2 separate regions of the Homo sapiens genome follow, and region 1 is linked to region 2. A link is a loop called in an ENCODE intact Hi-C map of the cell type or tissue named here. Cell type or tissue: heart left ventricle. All regions are shown on one strand.

Region 1 (8,000 bases), 310 kb after region 2:
TTCCTAGTTAGCAAAACCTGTTTTTGCAGCTCCTTCCTTGCACTCCCCATGCTGGAGCGTACTCCTGTCTTTCCTCGTGCTGATCCCTTGATCAGAAACATCCACTCCCACTGCCTTTCTTAATCTCTTCACTTGCCTCACTTTGACTCAAACTTTGAGATTTAGACTTAGCTGAGGTGTCATCTACAAAGCACTTTCTCTGACCGACCAGACCAGGCTGTGTCTCCTGCTGTTGTCTCATGGCCCACTATGCTTAACTCCTATTCACATGTAATGTTCACATGTGGCTCTCCAGCACTACTCAGTGGTGAAGGACTCCAAGGCAGGAACTGTCTTCTACATCTTTATCCCCAGCTTAAACAAGACAGATCCCCTCATCTGCTCACCATGCTTAGAAAGAACATATTGTTTCTTGGCTGGGCGTGGTGGCTCATGCCTGTAAGTAATCCAGCACTTTGAGAGGCCGAAGTGGGCAGATCACTTAAGGGCAGATCACTTGAGGTCAGGAGTTCGAGACCAGCCTGAGCAACATGGGGAAACCCCCTTTCTACTAAAAATATGAAAAATTAGCTGGGCATGGTGGCATGCACCTGTAATCTCAGCTACTGGAGAGGCTGAGGCAGGAGAATTGCTTGAACCCAGGAGGTGGAGGTTGCTGTTAGCCAAGATCACGCCATTGCACTCCAGCCTGGGCCAGAGTGAGACTCCATCTCCAAAAAAAAAAAAAAAATACTGTTTCTTCTTTCAACCCAGAGGACCTTCCACTTCTGCCGCCCACTAGGGTCTTCCTTGGTCTAGTTTTGGCCTGCAGGTCTCCTACACATGGAAAGAGCTGCTGTTTGTTATCCTCTTCCATTTAATTGGTAATTGGTGGGCTGGCTGGGGGAAGAAAGACTAAAAAGGCCGCTCACTCTTCTACGTTTCTTTGGTTACAAAGATTTGGGGTGGGGAGATTTTGCTCAAACCCCTTCACAATTTCCCTTTCCACCCTTGGCCAGAGCCATAGCCAGGATGTAGGTCAGGATGGAAAGGATGACTCCAGCCCAGGAGGACTAACCTTAACACTGCTTACATAGGTTAACAGTAAAGGATAGGGGCTCTGGAGATAGTGTGCCTAGATTCTTTCTGGGCACACATCTGCCAGCCCTGGAAGTAACTGACCGTACGTAGTAAATACACCATCTTCTTAAACTACTGGGGATGTTAAGCAATCCATGTAAGGCACTTTGTACAGTGCCTGACCTTGTAAACACTCAAAAGGTGTTGCACCTTGTACTTCTCCCCTAGCAGATAAAATGGGGGCTTTAAAGAGTCTTTAGGACCAGTCTTTTCTCAAAGTCAGCAAGAGAGAAAAGATGCTTAAGGAATATTTCCCAAGCTTAAGGAAAATGGCTATCCTTAGTTGGCACGGGCACATGTGGAGTCCGAACAGGTCAACTGGGAGTAACCTAGATGAACCAGTCAGAATAATGGTCAAATTCTAACAGGAAGGCCTGGGTCTACAATGAATATGACAAGCGGAGAACAAGCATGGTAAAATTGAGCTACTAGGCTCGGCATGGTGGCTTAAGCCTATAATCCCAGCACTTTGGGAGGCTAAGGTGGATCGTTTGAGGAACACGAGTTCAACATAACCTGAGCAACATGGTGAGATCCCACCTCTACAAAAATTAAATCAGCGGGGTGCAGTGGCATGTTCCTGTGGTCCCAGCTACTCGGGAGGCTGAGGTGGATCACTTGAGCTCAGGTGACTGAGGTTGCTGTGAGCCATGATCGCATCACTGCACTACAGCCTGGGTGACAGGGCAAGACCATGACCCTGTCTCCAAAAATCAAAACAAAAACACAAACACAGAATTGAGCAACCTGATTGTAATGCAAGTTCCGATTGATAATCTCATATCTGAACTATGACAAGGACTTTTATTATTTTTTTGAGATGGGAGTCTCTGTCGCCTAGGCTGTAGTGCAGTGGTGCGCTCTCGGCTCACTGCAACCTCTGCCTCCCGGGTACAAGCGATTCTCCTGCCTCAGCCTCCCGAGTAGTTGGCACTGCAGGCGCCCACCACCATGCCGGGCTATTTTTTGTTATTTTTAGTTGAGACGGGGTTTCACCTTATTAGCCAGGCTGGTCTCAAAACTCCTGACCTCAGGTGATCCGCCTGCCTCGACCTCCCAAAGTGCTGGGATTACATGCGTGAGCCACCACGCCTGGCCGACTTTTTTTCTCTGTCACCCGGGCTGGAATGCAGTGGTGCATCTCAGCTCACTGCAACCTTCACCTCTCAGGTTCAAGTAATTCTCCTGCCTCAGCCTCCCAAGTAGCTGGGATTACAAGTGCCTGCCACTTTGCCTAATTTTTTTTTTTTTTTTTTTTTTTTGGTGTATTTAGTAGAGATGGGGTTTCACCATGTTGGCCAGACTGGTCTTGAACTCCTGACCTCGAGATCTGCCCACCTTGGCCTCCCAAAGTGCTGGGATTACAGGCATAAGCCACCATGCCTGGCCAACTTTTACATCTTTATTAACTAATGCACTTAGAATACAGCCGGGCAGCAGTGGGTGAACAAAAATACTTGCAGAATGAGTGGGTATCATTTGCCTTTTTTCCATTATGCATCCTCAAACTCCAAAGCTTGGCTGCACATCTGAACCAACTGCACATATCACCACAAACAACATATAGCAAAGGTGGCAGGGGGTGGAGAGGACTGGAAAAAAAACTGGCTTACATATTTGACAGAGAAAATTCTCAACATTTGTGGCATGCTGGGGCTACAGAGTGGGAGGTCTTTGTCTCTGTTCATACTTATGACACGAACTCAATCGTGTCCCACTCCCAGCCCCCAGTAGCAAACCCTGGCAGTATCACAAGCTCCATGACCAGCTGTACCCTTGAATTTAACACAAACACCAGGAAAGGTTAAGGAATTTTCTTTATTTTTTACAAATTAAGACTATGCAGATTTCATATATTTCTGAATCAAAAACACCTTTGTCTTCACAGTATGAGTTAGAATGCAGCCTGAGCTGAAAATCAAGAAACTAGAAAAGAAAGTGGTAGAGATAACTATATTAAAAATCTGTTAGGTATTTTCTTTAAAAGTAGGTGTTTTTTTTTTTTTCTTTCTTTTTTTTTTTTAATATCTTGTCATTCTTGGCACTGTTTCTAAAGAAAAACTCCATTATCCCAAGCAAAAAGCACAGAAGGTGGAGTTTGGCTTCAAGAGATGTTAACTCAAAATCTTAGGCCTAGCAGAGAATCACCAAATTTATGGAGAGTTAACAGGGGTTTAACAGGAAGGAAGTGCCTTTAGTAAGTTCTCAAGCCAGAGGCTGGAGGCAGCAGCTAAATCAGAGGACAGCATCCTCAGTGAAAGTGAGCCATTCGGGGTGGCATGTCACTCCAGGAATAAACACAACTTAGAAACAAATGATTTCGTAGGATAGCACAGTGACATGGTGCACTGTGAACCTGAGGCCACTGTGTCAAACTGTGCACTGGTTGTGAATAGGGAGAGCCAAAAATTATGTCCTACTGGTAATGAGCTTTCAATGGCTCGATCCTCTCACACTGAAGCTCTGTAGAGCAGCTCAGAGCCACAACCACTCCCAACATTGACCCTTCTGGGGGTAGCTGTCTGTGGCAGCCCACAGGAAGGAGCTGGAGATCCCCATTAGGACTGTCCACCCACACTTGAAGCCACAAAACTGCAGGGATTGGGGCTCTCACTGGTTTGGTCGCCTAACTCCCGCCTAAAAGGCCACAAATTTCTGGAAAACAGGTAACAGACCAAAAACTAAAGTGCATCAGTAAAATGAACATTTATCTACTGCCCCGAATCTCTGGCTTGACACTACCTACTGGTGTCCAGTTGGAGACAGACTAAAATGCACTGAAGGACTATTAGGATTGCTGCCTCCTAAGTTATCACAGCCTCGCTCTGTTGATGTGAATGAGGAACTGCTTGGTTGTTAAAGGAGATTTTGCTCCCTGCTGCCCCAAACAGGTCCTTATCTAGGTTTGCTCCCCACTGCCCCAAACAGGTCTGGCAGGATTGGTTACAATGATCTCCAGAGGCTCAACCATTCCCCTTCCCTATCCTTGCTTGGGACATTTAATCACAGCCACCTAGTAGAGGCCGCTCAGTAAGGGGATAACAAACTAAAAAAACAAAAACAGGGCAAGTTTAGGGGAACCCTACGATGCTGTACCTTGATACACATAATCAGCCTTTTCAAAAATGCCTGACAAGAATTAGTCTTTCCTTTGTGCTGAAGTCTTCCCACCCATGGATGGAAGCAGGCTGACTCCCTGAGGGTCAGGCAAGGGGTGGGAAAGGGAACACATTACTTTTGTGAAGGCAAAGCAGAAAGGTGTGTTTGCCAGACCAGCATGGGCAGCTCAGAGGGAGCAAAGCATCCACCAGAAGAGGCTCTCCATTTTCTTTGTAGGGCCTGACAGTTGAGATTTGAGGCTGAGTTAACAATGGGACCACTGAACTTCTTTCCAATGGAAAACTCACGGCCCAGTCCCACAGGAACTGTGCGCATACCAAACAACAATGAGGAAGGAAGGGCCGGGTGGCTCTACCAAACAGTTCAGGTCCACTGGGTGAATGAAGCCTGGTGGGAAAGCGGACTCCTGAAGTTGGCGCCCTCTGCTGGTCCCACTTCTCATCGTGGCGGGTCGACTGCCTGAGTAGAGGAAGAGGCTACAGATGGGGTTGACAAAAAAGGGAGTGAGGGGAACCCCAGGAAGATGAAGCCAAACTCCAAACTATATTCTGCTAATCAGTTTTTTGATCAAAAAATTCAAAATAGAGGAAACCACAAAGTACAAAAGCTTTTCTGATGCTTTTCATTATCACAGAACACACCACCTGTAATGTGTGCAAAAAGGAAATGAGGGGTGGAAGGAGAGGAAGTCTAATTGGGAAAGGCTGGATGGTCACTTCATTTCTTCTCTTTCTTCTTATCCTAGAAATGGAGAAAAATCACCCAATTAATTTTTTGACATTTGACATTCAAGCTAAAACTCTTGAGTGAGCATTTAGTTAGGGACTAGAAGTGAGCCAGACAATTAAAAAGAAATGAGAAATGCTTCCTTAGCTCAGCAAGAACTGAATCTTAACCACATCCTACTGGTGGTTCCCAAAGTTGCCGACAGACCGACCAAGAATAAAGGTTAAGCAGCTGTCCCCACCCCCACCCCAGGAGTGCCGAGGTGGGCTGCCTGACCACTCTAGGCTATTCACAGCCACTACAGCTCAGATCCCAACAGTGAAGGCTGCAGATGGCACTCTATCCTCAAAGAGTGAAACTAGAGGCCAAGACCACCAACCAACCATTAGGCGCGAGAAGTGCTCCACCCTGCAAAGTGAGCATGACTCTGGCATAAACTGACATTCAGAAATAATTTGGTCCAGCAGAATTCTTCATTCAATCTTGGATGGAAGCCCAATGTATTAAGGAATGAAAATTCAGTTGCTTGTTCTGAAACTTGTACATCTGCCTAGTGCTCAGTCCAACCATGGCATAGCCCAGACAGAGCCAGCAATCCTATCTGGTCAACTACTCCCGCTACCACTATGCTATCTCTAAGCTCCATAAGGTCTATAAAGAAAAGCTCATTTCATTTGTTTCCCCCACTGCTTGACTCAACTACGTTAGATACTCATTAGCCCTATATAGAATGCTTCCTTGGAAAAAAAAATTAACAAATGGATAAAATTAGTCTACTTCTGAAATTTACAACGTCCTCCACAATACCTTTCTCTGAGTCACAACTATATAGCCTTTAAATTATTCATGTAGCAGGTTGTGTTTACTGCCACTGAAGCTTTTTTCCCTTTCATACTAAACGCAGGAATTAGTTAAAAAAATTTTTTTTTCACTTGCTGCTTTTTTTCTAACAACTGAAGACTTCTGGCTTACCTCTTACTCAGTGGCCTGCCTTACAGTTACCCTGGACCTAACACAGTGTGTGAGCAAGTTTTCAAATCTGAAGTATACACACATGCCAAGCTCAGGAGCCATTATTGTCTCATCTTTGGGTTGTAGGCTAACTAACCTTTTCATTCATGGCCAGGATCATCATGAGTTTTCTGAAGACAGTAATGAAATCTAAGAAGAGATCAATGCAGTGCCTGAAAGGCAAGAACCAGATTAGGATCTGTACTTCAGACTTTTTTATCCACAAGCCCACAAAGATGCAGAATATAAACCCCACCCCTACCCCCACGAGCCAGCTTCTCCCACACTTTACCCCCAACTAAGGAAGTAAAACTCTGGTGTCTGAGATCCTTTAGACTCATCGAAGTCATGCAGCATAGAGAAAAGAGACTGGGCCAGGCACAGTGGCTCATGCCTGTAATCCCAACATTTTGGGAGGCTGAGGCAGGTGGACTGCTTGAGCCCAGGAGTTCGAGACCAACCTGGGTAACATAGCAAAATCCCGTCTCTACAAAAATTAGCAGGGCATTGTGGCATGTGCCTGTAATCCCAGCTACTGAGGAGGCTGAGATGGGAGGAACACCTGAGCCCAGGGAGCTTGAGTCTACAGTAAGCCATGACAGTGCCACTCTCCTACTGCAGCTTGGGTGACAGAGCAAGCCCTGTCTCAAGCGCTCTGAACTCTGCAGAGGTCCAAGTCTGAACCCTTAACTACCACTAATTAGTCATGAGACTGAGAGAATCACTACATTAAAAAAAAAGTGCCGAGCACAGTGGCTCACACCTGTAATCCCAGCACTTTGGAAGGCTGAGGCGGGCATCACCTGAGTCAGGAGTTTGAGACCAGCCTGACCAACATGGAGAAACCCCATCTCTACTAAAAATACAAAATTAGCCGGGCATGGTGGTGCATGCCTGTAATCCCAGCTACTCAGGATGTTAAGGCAGGAGAAACACCTGAAGCCGGGAGACGGAGGCTGCGGTGAGCCAAGATCACACCGTTGCACTCCAGCCTGGGCAACAAGAGCGAAACTCCGTCTCAAAAAAAAAAAAGTGAGCTGGGCATGGTGGCCCATGTCTGTAATCCCACCACTTTGGGAGGCTGAGGAAGGCAGATTGCTTGAGGCCAAGAGTTCGACACCATGTCCTCACGGGGCAACGTGGCAAAACCTCGTTCTACTAAAATTACAGAAATTAGCTGGACGTGGTGGAGAGTGCCTGTAATCCCAGCTACTAGGGAGGCTGAGGCACAAGAATCGCTTGAACCCAGGAGGCGGAGGTTGCAGTGAGCTGAGATGTTGCCACCGCACTCCAGCCTGGGTGACAAAGCAAAACTGTCTCAAAAAAAAAAAAAAAAAAAAAAAGTGGCTGGGCATGGTGGCTTAAGCCTGTAATCCCAACACTTTGGGAAACCAAGGCAAGAGGACTGCTTGAGACCAATCTGGGCATATGGTAAGACCCCATCTCTACAAAAAATAAATTAGCCTGGCATGGTCGCACGTGCCTGTTGTCCCAGCTACTCAAGAGGCTGAGGCAGGAGTACTGCTTGAGCACAGTAAATTCAGGCTGCAGCGAGCTGTGTTCATGGCACCACACTACTGCCTAGGCAACAGAGCGAGACCCTGTCTCTAAAAAAAGAGTGTATCTTCTACTCATTGTTTAAAAAATACAGAAGTATAAATAGGAAAAGGAGAAAGATCTCTTTCCCTCACTTCTGCTTGGAGGTAGCCACTATGGATATGTAAATATATAGCCACCCCCCAACACTTTTTTTTTTTTTTTTTTTGAGAAGGAGTCTCGCTCTGTCGTCCAGGCTGGAGTGCAGTGGTGCAATCTCCGCTCACTGCAAGCTCCGCCTCCCCGGTTCACACCATTCTCCTGCCTCCGCCTCCTGAGTAGCTGGGACTACAGGTGCCCGCCACCACGCCCGACTAATTTTTTGTATTTTTAGTAGAGACAGGGTTTCACCGTGTTAGCCAGGATGGTTTCGATCTCCTGACCTCGTGATCCGCCTGCCCCGACCTCCCAAAGTGCTGGGATTACAG
Region 2 (8,000 bases):
TAACAGGAAAAGCAGCACTGGTGTGGACCTGGGAATACCAGCCCAGCTCCAGGCCCCGGACTCCTGGGTGAGCTCTGGCCTGTGTCAGCCAGATGAGGTAGGGGGCAGCACAGTCATCAGCCCCAGCCCCAGCCCCAGCCCCAACCCCAGGAGGTGACAGTCAGGGACAGCCATGGCAGACACTCTTGGGGTACTGTGGCAGGCATGGGGCTCCACTCACCACTGAGAAGTTGTGAGGGCCGCAGGGTCCCCCTTGGTAGGAGCAATAGAGCAGCATGTCCTCCAGCCGGTGGCAGGAGCGATTGTAGAAGCGGTGCAGGTTAAAGGGCTCCCCAGAGAAGGCCTCAGGGCCCGGTGGAGCGAGGGGCACCCCGGGGTCATCACTTTCATCCAGTCCCAGCATGGGGGCCAAATAAAGCAAGTCAGGGTAGCTGAGCTGGGACAGCCGCACAGCATTAGTGTTGCAGAGGGTGACTGCCGGGAAGGCCAGCTCCGTGGTGGCCACTTCGTTTAGAAGGGTCACGTGTGGGTAGCTGAGGTAATAAGCAACGCGGTCCCCTACCTGGCACAGGAAGGCACCCAGTGCCAGGACAAAGGCCACCGCCCACAGCACCTGCCTTGGCCCTGGACCCCCCTCCACAAAAATGTGGTTGGTGCCATGGAGGGTGCAGCTGTTGGCAAAGGCCACCAAGTCCATGGGTGAATGCCCCTCACTGGCCTCCTTCCTCACTGCCTCCTTTTCCTTCTCTTCTTCCTCCTCTTCCGATTCTGAGATGTCCTGCTGCTGCTGATGGTGGTGGGGACCCCAAATATCTCCCAAGGGCCCTGGGGCTTCCTCTCCAGAGGAGAATGACATGGAGCAGAAGATCTGGATGGGCATTTTCTCCAGGGGCTTCCTGGTGCCAGGGATTTGCAGGAGGAAGGGGGAAGGTGCCAGAGGGGAAGGCGATGTGACTCCAGGCAGAGTCCGGCAGAGCCAGCCACCCAGCCCGTCAGCCAGGTATCTCAGCCCAGCTGGCCGTCCTTCCTCACCAGGGCCTCTGTGGCAGTGTGGCTGGGGCGGGGCATGGGAGGAGGACCAGCCTGCCCTGCCAGGGAGGGCGGGTGTCTGGGCTGATGAATAATTGATGGCAGTGGGAAAGGGAGGCTGATGGAGAGCAGGGGGCTGGAGCCCCTTTCCTGTCACCAGCTCCGGCAGCACAGAGAGGGTTTAGGACAGAGTGGAAACCCTGGAAAAGCCTAGGGCTGGGATTCCTGGAACCCACCCCTCCCAGGTGAGACGGGACCTAGCACCATCCTTTGCACCCACTGCCATGATGATCACAGCGACCACAGTCCCTACCCCCCCAGGACACACACAACACACACTCATGCTCTCTGTCATCCTCCAATCTGTTCCTCAGCATATCCCTCAGTGTCCCCATCCCAATTCTGGGTCCTCTCCCTTATTCTCCCTCGTCCAGTTATTCCTCTGGGATACCTGAGCCCCTCCGTGCCCCACCACCAGGTACTCTCTCAGACCTCCAATTCCAGTCCCCGACCCTGTTTCTCTTCCCCTCCCTCCCTGGCCCCAGCTCTATTTCAGGACAGCATTACCAGCCCTCGTCCTACCCACCTATGCTGAGATGTATTTTGGTTCCTTTCCTCTCCCCTACCCCTCCTGTGGCTTGTGGGCCAGCCCAGGTTCCATTAGCAGCAGTCTCTCACTGACCACAGACTCATTTCTGACCAGTTCCCGGCACTAGGGGGAGGGACCCTGTCTCCTGCAGTGGGAAAGCTTCCTGGCAGATCACCACTACCCTTTTTGGCCTGCCCCCCGCCCCCCGAACAGTTTAGTTTGTTCGAGGAATTCTCTGGTGGGTGGAAGAAATTGAGATCAGTGCTGGGGGTGGGGCAGGGGGACCTGGGTCAGGTAGAGAGTATTGGGAACCAACTTGGGGTTCCCACCAAAACCCTCAGCCTTGCAGACTCCCGGCCTCAGTCTCTGAGGCTCCCCTACCGCTAATTTACCATTCCCTGCCCCCAGGCCCCTGGCCCCTCTGTGTGTTCTGATTACTCAGGGCCACTGGTTGAGGAACTTGAGCCATCAGCCAAGTCTCCAGGGCCAAGAAGGTGACCCGAGGGGAGGAGGGGAAGCGGGGGAGGGAGGTATAGCAGATTAATGCTTTCTCTGCAGGGCCAGAGGAGGAGCAGTGGGGCTAGACCGGGGCTAGGTGGGTCTGCTTGGGCCTCCCCATTCCTTAAGCATCCCCTAGCCCCAGGCCATGTTCCCCTTCCTCCTCCTCTCTTCTCCCTCCCTGCTCCCACCATCTTCCCTTCTCCATTTGCAGAGACCCTAGAGTGTGTTGGGGATGTGAGGCAGGGTGTCAGGTTCTAGCAGAACTGAGTGATGTGGAACCTTTGGCCTCAGCTTTGCTGCCAGGGACAAAGAGGCCTCAGAAGCAGAGTCTTGAGCTCTAGCCCCTCTCCATCCTTCTGCCACTGCCCTCAGACTGGCCTAAACAACAGCCACTGTCCTCCTCTTTCTGCCACTGCCCTCCTCTTTTGCCTAAACAACAGCCTCTCAACTGGTCTCCCTGCCTCCCTGCAGTTTCTCCCCACCTTTAGTTCGAGTTGTGTGACTCTGACCATTCTTCTGCTTAAAGACCTTCTCTAGCCAGGTATGGTGGCACGCACCTGTAGTTCCAGCTGCTTGGGAGGTTGAGGCAGAAGAATCGCTTGAACCCGGGAGGCGGAGGTTGCAGTGAGCCGAGATCGCACCACTGCACTCCAGCCTGGGCGACAGAACAAGGCTCCATCTCAAAAAAGTAAAGACCTTCTCTCACTCCCCACTGCCTCCTGGCAAAATTTAGTCCTCTCTTGTAGCCCCACAAAGCTGAAAGCAGCCAGGCGTGGTGGCTCACGCCTGTAATCCCAGCACTTTGGGAGGTCGAGGTGGACAGATCAAGAGGTCAGGAGATCGAGACCATCCTGGCTAACACAGTGAAACCCTGTCTCTACTAAAAATACAAAAAAAAAAAACCAAAAAAATTTAGCCAGGTGTGCTGGCAGGCGCCTGTGGTCCCAGCTACTCGGGAGGCTGAGGCAGGAGAATGGTGTGAACCCAGGAGGTGGAGCTTGCAGTGAGCCGAGACTGAGCCACTGCACTCCAGCCTGGGGGACAGAGCAAGACTCCGTCTCAAAAAAAAAAAAAAAAAAGCTGAAAGCAATGTACCCTCCACCTCAGGCCAGCATCCAGCCACCACCACCTGTCCCCAGACACACGAGGCTCATCCACAGTCCTGTGCCTTCCCTGGACTCCATCTGGAGAATTCCTACTCATTTTTCAAGATCCTACTCACATGTTACCTCCTCCAAGAATCCTCCCGACTCCACAGGGTGCTGTTAGTGCCCACCCAGGGAATAGACTAAAGGGTCCAGTTCTGCTCAAGGCCCTACAGCTATGAGTAATGACCGAGAGCAAAAGAGCAGGACCAAGAGACCATGTGCAGGAACAGGAAGCAAGGAAGGCCAGGAACACCCAGGGCAACCAGAGATAAGTCATTGCAGAGATGAGGAGAGACTCCCCCACCTTCAGCTGCTGTCCTCAGGCTTCTCCTGCATGAACCTGTGTGTCCTGTCCTGTGTGTATCTTTTTCCTGCCTGCCAGATCTTGAGCTCTCAGAGGGCAGGGGCCTCCTCCTTTGCATTCCCCAGGAAGTGCTTCAGAGAGGACTTCCAGACTTGGGTGGAGTGGGGCTGAGGCTTGGGCTGAGGAAGCTGCAGCTGCCCATGCGTTCCCACTAGAGGGCACTGTCCCCCTCCTTCAGATGTTTTGGAAGGGGAAGTAGATTGATTTCCAGAAGGAAGCAGCTAAGGCAGCGGGAGCTTCCAGCTTGGGAGCCCCAGCAAAGACAAGGGTGTGCACGCACAGACAGTGCCAAAGGACAGTAAGTTGGGTGCAACTGAATACCTCTTCCCCCACAGCAACCAAGACCACACTGCACACTTGCACATTACCACACAGACACGCAGCCCTGGTGTGGGGCGACACACACACCCCAACACACACACACACGCCCCAACACACACACACCCCAACACGCACACACCCCAACACACACACACACCCAACTGCATGTCCTCTCTCCTCCATCGCCTGTATGCTTGTTCAAACAAATGCTTATTCTTCTAACATTCTTTCCCATCTTCATCTTGTTCAAGTAATTGGGGGATGAGGAAAGTGTCAAAGGGCATACACAGAGGGCCCCTGGAGAGGTGCCCAAGCAGACACACACACAGAGCTGCACTCAGTCCTGAACCCTCTGTCCAAGCATACAGCGCCCCCCACCCAGACCTTCTCTTTAGCAGTGTGTGCTGAGTGGTTTCTGACTTTTTCTATATCCCTTTCTTCATTCCAGCCACCCCTCATGTCTGTGTAATGCTTCATGGTTTTCAATTGTTATCTCATGGGATCCTCACACAACCCAGTGAAATAAGCAGGTTTGAGTAACTTCATTCCCATCTGACAAGTGAGAAAACTGAGCCACACCAGCCTATTCAAGTCTTAGGGAGAGCAAGAAGTGGGCTGGAGGCTGGAATGAGGTCATCTGTCTCCAAATCCCTTGCTTCTTCATTCTTGCATTTACTCATTGACACAGTGGAGAACACATCATGGACCTGCCCTCATGGAGCTTACTGTCGAACAGGGAAGACAGACCTCAATTCAAAAATGAAAAAAACAAATATCTAATTGCAAACCATAAGTGCTATGAAAAAAAAAAATGACTCTATCAGAGTGAATGACAGAGGGACTTGCCCCAGACTGGGGAATTAAGGAAGCTTTCTCTGAGGAAATGATGTTTGAATTACAGTCTAAAGAATAAAGAGGAGGCTGGGCGCGGTGGCTTATGCCTGTAATCCCAGCACTTTGGGAGGCTGAAATGGGCGGATCACTTGAGGCCAGGAGTTCAAGACCAGCCTGGCCACCATGGTGAAACCCCTTATCTACTAAAAATACAAAAATTAGCCAGGCATGGTGACACATGACTGTAATCTCAGCTACTTGGGAGGCTGAGGCATGAGACTTGCTTGAACCAAGGATGTGGAAGTTGCAGTGAGCTAAGATTGCACCACTGCACTCCAGCCCAGGCAATAGAACGAGATTCTGTCTCAAAAAAATAAATTAAATAATAAATAAATAAATAAATAAATAAATAAATAAATAAAATAAAAAATAAATAAAGAGGAGTAATTAGGTAATGGTGTGTGTGTGTATATATTTGTGTGTGTGCACGTGCGCACTAGCGCTTACCGCTGTGGAGGAGGGAGGATATTCCAGAGAGAGAACTGAGTGTATGCAAAGGCCTGGAAGGAGAGAGATGAGAAGGGGCAAGTGTGGCTGGAGAGGTGGGTAAAGGCAGGGAGGACCCAGGTCACTCAGGGCCTTAAAGGCCACGGTGAGGATTCTGGCTGAGGGACAATGAAAGACTCCCCATGGAAGGCGTTCAAGTGATCAGAGCTTTGATTTGAAAAGACCACTCTGGCTGCAGAGTGAAGGATATAGAAGGGCTGCTGGAAGGCCTGTCGAGGAGCCATTGCCGTGGCCCAAAGAGACATGCAGTGGTGGGATGGGCCGGAACAGGGGGTAGAGTGGAGATGTTTATGAGGCAAAATTGGCAGATCCTGTCAAGGCAGGTGAGGGAGATGGAGTGTCAGGGATGATTTCTGGTTTGCATGACGGGGTGAACAGTGGGTGGCTCACTAGATCAGGCACACAGGTAAAGAACTAGTTTGGGAGGTAAGATGATGACTTTGGTTTTGCACATGCAGGTTTTGAGGAGTCTTAGGGACATCCAAGTAGAGACGTTAAGTGGGAAAATTGGCGACTGGAGCTGATGCTAAGAGGAGAGAGCTGGGCTGAGACATAAATTTGGCAGTTGTCAGTGTGTAGATGGTAATTGAAGTGATGAGTGAAGATGAGACTGCCCAAGAATAGAATATAAAGTTTAAAAAAAAGATAGAAAAAAAGGTCTGATTTGGCAGTATCCACTAAAGCTAAACAGAATCATACCCTATGACTTAACCATAGCTCCATAGCTAGTCATGTGCCCAGGAGAAATGAGTGCATATATCAACCAAAAAACATGAACAAAAATGTTCATAGTAGCTTTATAGATAAGAGCCAAAAACTAGTAACAACCCAAATGTCTAGCATCAGTAGAATGGATCAATTGTGGCATATTCATATAATGAGATACTATACAGCATCAAAAAAGAACTAACCACTTCCACACACAACAACATGGCTAAATCTCACAGACGTAATCACAAGCAAAACAAAACAAAACAAACAGACACAAAAGAGTATACACTGTATGGAGGATACATATACTCCAAGAAGTTCAAGAATGAGGGAAATTGATCTATACTGTTAGAACAGTGGTTAACTCTTATGGGGTAGCATTGACTAGGAAACAGCCTGAAGGAACTTTCTGGGGTACTGGAAATGTTTTATACCAATGCAATATGCAAAATACTACACTGTAAGACATACCAGTGTAAAAATTTTTCAAGCTGGTGCATTGTACTCTTATGATTTAAAAGAAGATTAAAGCTTGAGACTGAGCCTTGAGTAGTGATGACACTAAATGGCCAAGTAGAAGAAAATGAACTGGCAAAGAGACAGAGGAGTGGGTAGACATAGGAGGAAAACAAAGAGAGTATGATTGTCAGGAAAGCGAATAGTTCAAAAAAGAGGTGGTGGGGTCCGGGCGCAGTGGCTCACGCCTGTAATCCCAGCACTCCGGGAGGCCGAGACAGGCGGATCACCTGAGGTCGGGAGCTCAAGACCAGCCTGACCAACATGGAGAAAACCCGTCTCTACGAAAAATACAACAACAACAAAAAAATAGCCGCGCATGGTGGCACGCATCTGTAATCCAGCTACTCAGGAGGCTGAGGCAGGAGAATTGCTTGAACCCAGGAGGCGGAGGTTGCAGTGAGCTGAGATGGTGCCACTGCACTCCAGCCTGAGCAACAAGAGCAAAACTCCGTCTCAAAAAAAAAAAAAAAACAACAGCAGAAGAGTTGGTGGGCAACTATTTTAAATGCTATTGAGAGATCAAGAATAATAAAAAAAATATTTGCTGGATTCGGCAACATGAAGGTGACCACTGGCCTTAGCTAGAACCATTTAGGAGGAATGGTGATGATGGGGGAAGAAGGCAGCCTGGAGTGGATCAGAAAGTGAGTTAGAGATGAGGAAATAGAAACAGTGAAATAAACATATCACTTTTAGGAACTTTGTAAAGGGAAGCAGAGAGATACTATAGGAGCTGGCAGGTGCTGTGGAGTTGAGAGACACATGTTTTAGTTTTTATCTTAGCACAAAGACCGATACATAGCAAGTTCTCAATATATGTTAGCTGTCGTTACAGCTATGTATTTTAAGACAAGAGCATCTTCAGCATGTTTCATTGTCAATGGGGTTTCACTTGAGAAAGAGCGACCAACTGTAGAGCAGGGAGAGACAGAATTAGCAGGAGAAAGATCTTAAAAAGGCAGAGGGAATAAGATGAAAATTCTAGGTTGAGACTTTATCCTAGATAAGATGAATGTTCCCTTCTAGGGCTTGGTACCCAGAAGAAGGACAAGATCTTGTCTGAGGCTTCTATTTTCTCAGTGAAGTAAGTGGTAGCCAAGGTCATCCGCTGAGGGTGAGAGAGGAGCTAGGAAGGGTGACTGAGAAGAGTGGAGAAGTTCGAAGTAGTCATCAGAGAGAGCAAGCTGACCAGGAAAACACAGTGGGGTTGCCAGGCAGCACTGCACGCCCATTTAAGGATGTTGAGCATGAACGCAATGTGATACTAAGCTGCCCTGGTATGTGACTTCCTCAGGGAGGTCCTGACTGCCCTGGTGTGACCCTGGGGAAAGCCAGTGGTGGGTTCACCTAAGATTGGCACTTGGCCTGATGATGCAATGAAAAGACAAAAGCATCAAAAAACTAGGCCTACTCAACT

The links. A loop is a pair of places that touch in the nucleus more often than their neighbours do. Peaks named below come from ENCODE experiments on the same cell type or tissue, not always from the same donor. Only the 100,000 strongest peaks of a DNase experiment are listed, where the experiment ranks them.
Region 1: it touches region 2 in a loop (2.6-fold over the local background); 44 of 110 quality-filtered maps call a loop at or near these places.

What each region holds. Positions count from the first base shown.
Region 1 is chr12:49,759,853-49,767,852 of GRCh38, reverse strand. TMBIM6 (transmembrane BAX inhibitor motif containing 6) reads right to left here. Exons shown (of 10, transcript NM_003217.3): 9 at 6,074-6,149; 10 at 2,919-4,980. The coding sequence ends at 4,957. Among named protein-coding and RNA genes, the nearest start is that of TMBIM6, 22 kb to the right of the region's middle. RefSeq lists a silencer at 1,281-1,481. In heart left ventricle, a CTCF peak has its summit at 4,663 (motif pointing left); a DNase peak (open chromatin) is centred at 4,652; H3K27ac peaks cover 490 bases.
Region 2 is chr12:50,066,465-50,074,464 of GRCh38, reverse strand. All of the region lies in intron 3 of ASIC1 (acid sensing ion channel subunit 1), which reads right to left. Among named protein-coding and RNA genes, the nearest start is that of ASIC1, 13 kb to the right of the region's middle. In heart left ventricle, CTCF peaks have their summits at 3,572 and 3,783 (motif pointing right); DNase peaks (open chromatin) are centred at 1,064 and 3,794.